Linked DNA regions of Homo sapiens: region 1 is linked to region 2. The links are chromatin contacts, found by Hi-C in ENCODE. All regions are on one chromosome and are shown on one strand. The core of a region is the stretch at or near the end of the contact, and the rest is flanking DNA. Distances in the headings are between cores, read along the strand shown. Region 1 overlaps LOC105375199 (a long non-coding RNA gene). Region 2 overlaps GSDME (gasdermin E).

Region 1 (2,700 bases), core at 64-2,563, 1.2 Mb before region 2:
GATATTAAAGGAGGTATATTGTTCACATTACAGATACAGGTTCCTCAGTGCACCTATCTGTTAGGGATGAACTGAAGCATGGAAGTTAAAATAAGGGTAATATTATTTCTTCAAAGGTACTCATCCCTTTTGGAAATGGTACTCAATTCTTTTTCTTTAAATGTCACAGAATTGCTGATGTCATCAGTAGGAAATCTAGTTTATGGACCTTCCCTCCCAATGATAGCAGTCATTCCTGTGAAATGACACCTCCTTGCTAATATTGAATTGTGGGGTGCTACACTGAGTCACTCAAAGAGGAGCTGAGAAATGAAACAAAGATTACATAGACCAGCCATCTACCGAGCTGTAAGATTTGGTATTCTATTTTCTACTGAGGATTGATTATTCTCCATTTCATGGCAATTTCTGTGTCAGTCTTTGAAAAGAAGTAAAACAATATAATAAGAGAGAGACGATAACTTGTAATTGTTGATTCCTTCACAGACACTGGGATGGATTAAATGCTGACATATTTGCCATAAATACGGATATGGATGTCTGCCAATGCGAGAGTCACCCACGTATCTGCCAAAACAAACATAGTTAGGCACTATTTAAGATATCCGTCTTCAGAAAGCACAGAACTATATCAATTTTTAAAATTGATTTTTAAAGCTTATAATCAAACCCTCTGATCTATTCTTCCTATTTCCCCAAAAGGAGCTGTCCCAGGAATTAGGACATTCACTGTGCTTTGCTGAGGTAGGGTGGACCTAGGGGAGGGAGGCAGTGCTGCCTAGGGGTTTCTGGAAAGGAATTGCATAGCTTGGAAAATGAGCCAGAAACCTATACTCCAAGGTGATTTCCAAATGATCACAGCAGGAAGTTTTGTGGCAATTTTGCATATATGACTTTTATACCTAATTTTCAGTGCTTCTGCACATGTGGTTCATATGTTTACCCCAAAGCATTTCTTGCCTCCAGCTGGAATATGCTCAGAAATGACCTGTGACATTTTTACATTCACAAACTAAAAGTACCAATATCTATCCCTCAGTGTATCCACAAATGTTGTCTCTTTCCCTTTGTGCCATTTTCTGTTCGGTTGCCATTTCACAGGAATGGGTTGAAAGATGCCCCCAAGGTGATCTTCATGAATCCCAGTAAAGCAAAGACAGCCAATGTAAAGACAGAGGCCAATTGTTGTAAAAGGTCACAGCTGCTTTCATCAGCTGACATGTGAACCGCTGGAAAGGTACCATATCAATGAAAAGAATAACACGACAGCAAAATCAGGCACACTGCCTCCTCAGTTCTATATCCTGTGCAGGTTTGCAACCCGCCTTGCTGCTGGTGAGGCAGAGAGTGAGAGAGTATTTGCATTGGCTGGAAGGGACTTTTTTTTTTCTACAGGATAAAAATAGGTGGAACAGGAAAGCACCCATGCTTTTATTGAAAGAAAGTATGCTGGTTGCCGAGATTTAGGGCTATATTTTTAAAGACGAACTTCTCTTACTGGAATTATTACTCTTACAGGGGTGGTGAGGTCAGAGTCAACTGTAGTCAACTGTAGTTGCTATGGGTGTAGTTATTTGATGGGGAGACATCCAAGAATGATGGGCTGTGATGTGGTTGAGGTTTGCAGAGGACGTTCTAGCCTCACACTATTGCTACTTGGCTTTTTCTGTCCGATGCATCCCACTTCTTATTCATACCTCAGTGGAGTCCCCTCTTGTGTAACTGAGAGGCCCCTTTGAATCCCAGAGCTGCTCACTGCCCTTCTTTGACCATGAAGGCTTAACTAAAGATCTTTGGAAGGACTGGTTGCTCAGGTTTTTTTTCTATTGCATTGGAAACATCAGTAAAGAGAAGTTTACATGAGCCTGCACATTAGAGCCAAATTACAGATGTAATTTAAAACAAACATATATACATATCCACACACATACACACATATACATATACACATATATATGGACTTAGCCCTCTAGACACTGGAATTTGAAACTGAAAATATGTATACGGGGATTTGGGGAATGACATTCTATTTAATTCTAATTTGAAAGACTTTAACTTTCTACCATTAAAAAAAACTATGTTTTTGTAACAGCATGCACTGTTCACAGTACTAGCACAGCATTTTGCAAGAAGAGTGTTTATTATTAATAATTAGCTAAGTTAGATGATTTTGCTACCAGAGTTTTAGTCTTGGCTCTGCCACCGGGCAGTAACTGTGTGTGTGACCTTGGCCGGATCACTTAACCTTCTTGGCTTTGGTTTCCTGCTCTATAACACATGAGGATTAAAATAGATCAGTAAGTCTCAAACTGTAGGCCTCAATCCACTAGTGAATCATGAAACCAATTTAGTGAGTTTGATCAGCATTAAAAATTAAAAAAAAAAAAAAAAAAAAAAAAAAAAAAGAGGCTGGGCGCGGTGGCTTATGCCTGTAATCCCAACACTTTGGGAGACCGAGGTGGGCGGATCACAAGGTTAGGAGATCAAGACTATCCTGGCCAACATAGTGAAATCCCGTCTCTACTAAAAATACAAAAATTAGCCGGGCGTGGCAGTGCACACCTGTAGTCCCAGCTACTCGGGAGGCTAAGGCAGGAGAATTGCTTGAACCCGGGAGGCTGAGGCTGCAGTGAGCCAAGATCACATCACAGCACTCCAGCCTGGGCGACAGAGTGAGACTCTTCTCAAAATAATAATAGT
Region 2 (2,700 bases), core at 181-2,680:
TCTGTCTAGGATGGGTGACCCAGCATGTGTGTGGTCAGGGATGGGTGCTGAGCTTTTCAAGGTAACTAACCTCTTAAAAAAAGACCAGCATGGATACCATAATTTTTCTTGTGCTGTCACCAACTCTAGTTTGGTTCTTTTCCTGTCCATTTCATAGAATCATAGTATTGAATGAGATCTCCAGAGAAGTTATTTCATCATTTGCTTCTAAGCATGAAATCATCTCCTGTAAATAAAAATTTAGTCTGTTCTTGAAAGTTTGCAGAATTTCAAGTGGCTGGGTGGGAGCCCCAAATCTCTGCTGAGTGACTCTGGATAGGCCATGCATAACCAGCCTCAGTTTCCCCATGTGTAAAAAGACATCAAACCCCTTCTAAGAGATGAAACATCTTTCCTAGACAGGTTAAGAAGTTTCCTCTTAGTTCAAATCTAATTTCCTTCTTGCTACTCATACTTTAGGCCTATTCCTTTCTCAATGAGAAGCAATTGGTCACCATTCCTCCCATCATAATCCTGTATTCCCTGGGCCATGGCTGTGACGTCTGACATCCTTCAGCTCTGATTAAATAAAAAAGTGGAGTTTCCAGGGTCTAAGGTACATGGATTGCAGTTTCCTTCCTGGTTAGTTTTCTTTTCTTTTCCTTTTTTTTTTTGAGATGGAGTCTTGCTCTGTTGCCCTGGCTGGAGCGCAATGGCATGATCTCAGCTCATTGCAAATTCCGCCTCCCAGGTTCAAGCGATTCTCGTGCCTCAGCCTCCTTAGTAGCTAGGATTACAGGTGTGTGCCACCACGCCTGGCTAATTTTTGTATTTTTGGTGGAGACAGGGTTTCACCATGTTGGCCAGGCTGGTCTCGAACTCTTGACCTCAAGTGATCTGCCTGCCTCAGCCTCCCAAAGTGCTGGGATTACAGGTGTGAGCCACCACGCCTGGCCCTGGTTGATTTTCTTTTCTTCTCCTTGACAACCGGCGCTGCTGTTTGACTGAAAGCCCCCTTCCCTCTGGCATCTAGCCTGGCCCCCAGAGGCCCGGCAGCTCTGAGGTGGCCTCAAGAGAGTTTGGTTTATGTCTTTCCAGGTGACCTGCCACCCCTTTCATCATGAGGAAATCAACAAAGCCTGGCTGTCACCTGCTCACTCCTCAGCTGCCTGCTGTGCAAGAGGAAATTCACACTACACCAATGTCCCCTGAGGCACTAAGCCACTCACATCCGTTTTTCTTTTTCAGAACAATAAATCTGAGAAACCCTGTGCTCCAGCAGGTGCTGGAAGGAAGGAATGAGGTCCTGTGCGTTTTGACACAGAAGATCACGACGATGCAGAAGTGTGTGATCTCTGAGCACATGCAGGTCGAGGAGAAGTGTGGTGGCATCGTGGGCATCCAGACCAAGACGGTGCAGGTGCGTGCAGTCGGGCTGCCCTGCGTTCATGGCTGAGCAGTCCTGGAGACCTTGGTTGGGGGCCTCTTTGGGTGGTGTCTTCATTAGTCAGGACTCTTTCCGTAGCAAGTTAACAGAAACCCAACTCACGTTGTCTTAAATGAGCAAGAGTGTATTGGCTCATGTAGCTGAAACACTTGGGGAAACTGGCTCCAGTCACTGCTGGATCCAGGCCTTGAGGATATATAGGGAGCTGCTTTCCCTGGGTTGATGCCCTCTCAGATGGGCTCTCCCTATGGTGCTGGCAGCTCCAGGCTTGCTCCTGATTTGCTGCAACTCCAGGGGTGAGGGGGGCCTAGGACTGGGTCTCACCAGACCGTCCCGGGATATGTTCATTCCTGAAGCAGGGCAGGGTTGCAGGCACTCGAATGGGCCAGGTGGGCTGGCGTCAGGTGCTCTTCCTGTGGGCGGCAGATGTTTCCCCAAGAAAAATGAACACACAGGCACTGATCAGGCCAAATGCAAAAGAATCCCTAGAGCCTCTCAGAGCTGGGGCTCTCACAGTGATTACTTGGAATTAGCTGCTGCAAATCCTTTGTGGGTTGAGTTAGGGCAGGTAAGATCTAGCTATCTCTACATAGATTCTTCTAGATTAAGTTATTGACAGTCTTACCAAGCTGATCTGTGAGCCAGTACTAAACTTCAATGGACTAGGTGGCCATCAGCCCCAAACTCTTTCTCCTCCAGCTTGCCATGGTGGCTGATATTTTCTTAGAGATTTACTTCTTGGGATGACTTTTGGCTTTTTCTAGAGGAACTCAGAAAGTTGTATTTGGAAGGAGCTGGAGGTAGAGGTCTGGGGCCAGCACTCTTACTGGGTTGGGGCTGGGTAGCAGCGAGGGAGGCGCCGATGGGAGATGGCTCAGGCCGGCCCTGCTGGTGCTCCTGCCACAGTCACTTCCTGCCAAAGTGTTGAAGCCTTTCAGAGTCAGGAGGCCAGCTGCCATTTCTCAACCCAAAGCAACACACTCTGACCAGGATCAAGTTGCTAAGAAAAGTTCTCTGATTGCCAGTGTTTGGCCAACAAATAGATTCTCATCTTCCTCTCACCAGGACATCGTGGGAAGGGGTCCTGTTTGTGAGAGTGTTTAAAGGCAGGAGCTTGGTGCCTGACTTCTTGGCATTTCCTGCCTCTCCTCCCTCCGGCCTCTTCCCACTTCCCTCTCTGTTCCTGGTTTTATCAGCACTGTGCACCATCTACAGGGGTCTGGAGTGATATGCACGGGGTAGGGGGCCCTCTCAGCTAGGTTCTCCCAGTCCAA

Evidence for each region. Hi-C counts contacts between places; a loop is a spot of excess contacts on that map. Pooled maps may share reads with other maps.
Region 1: a loop to region 2 is called in a map with no recorded cell type, with 8 times the contacts of the local background. The contact joins two enhancer-like sites. A Hi-C loop is called at or near these places in 2 of 37 single-sample maps with no recorded cell type and 2 of 50 pooled maps.

The regions. Positions count from the first base shown.
Region 1 is chr7:25,963,449-25,966,148 of GRCh38, reverse strand. All of the region lies in intron 6 of LOC105375199 (a long non-coding RNA gene), which reads left to right. Among named protein-coding and RNA genes, the nearest start is that of MIR148A, 15 kb to the right of the region's middle. RefSeq lists an enhancer at 1,375-1,514. Within about 2 kb of position 1,313, at least 5 of the 41 ENCODE cell types and tissues checked have a DNase peak (open chromatin) inside an H3K27ac peak, as active enhancers do.
Region 2 is chr7:24,717,746-24,720,445 of GRCh38, reverse strand. It overlaps GSDME (gasdermin E), which reads left to right. Exons shown (of 10, transcript NM_001127453.2): 4 at 1,228-1,399. Among named protein-coding and RNA genes, the nearest start is that of GSDME, 38 kb to the left of the region's middle. RefSeq lists enhancers at 1,383-1,572, 1,693-1,892, 2,179-2,700. Within about 2 kb of position 1,430, at least 4 of the 41 ENCODE cell types and tissues checked have a DNase peak (open chromatin) inside an H3K27ac peak, as active enhancers do.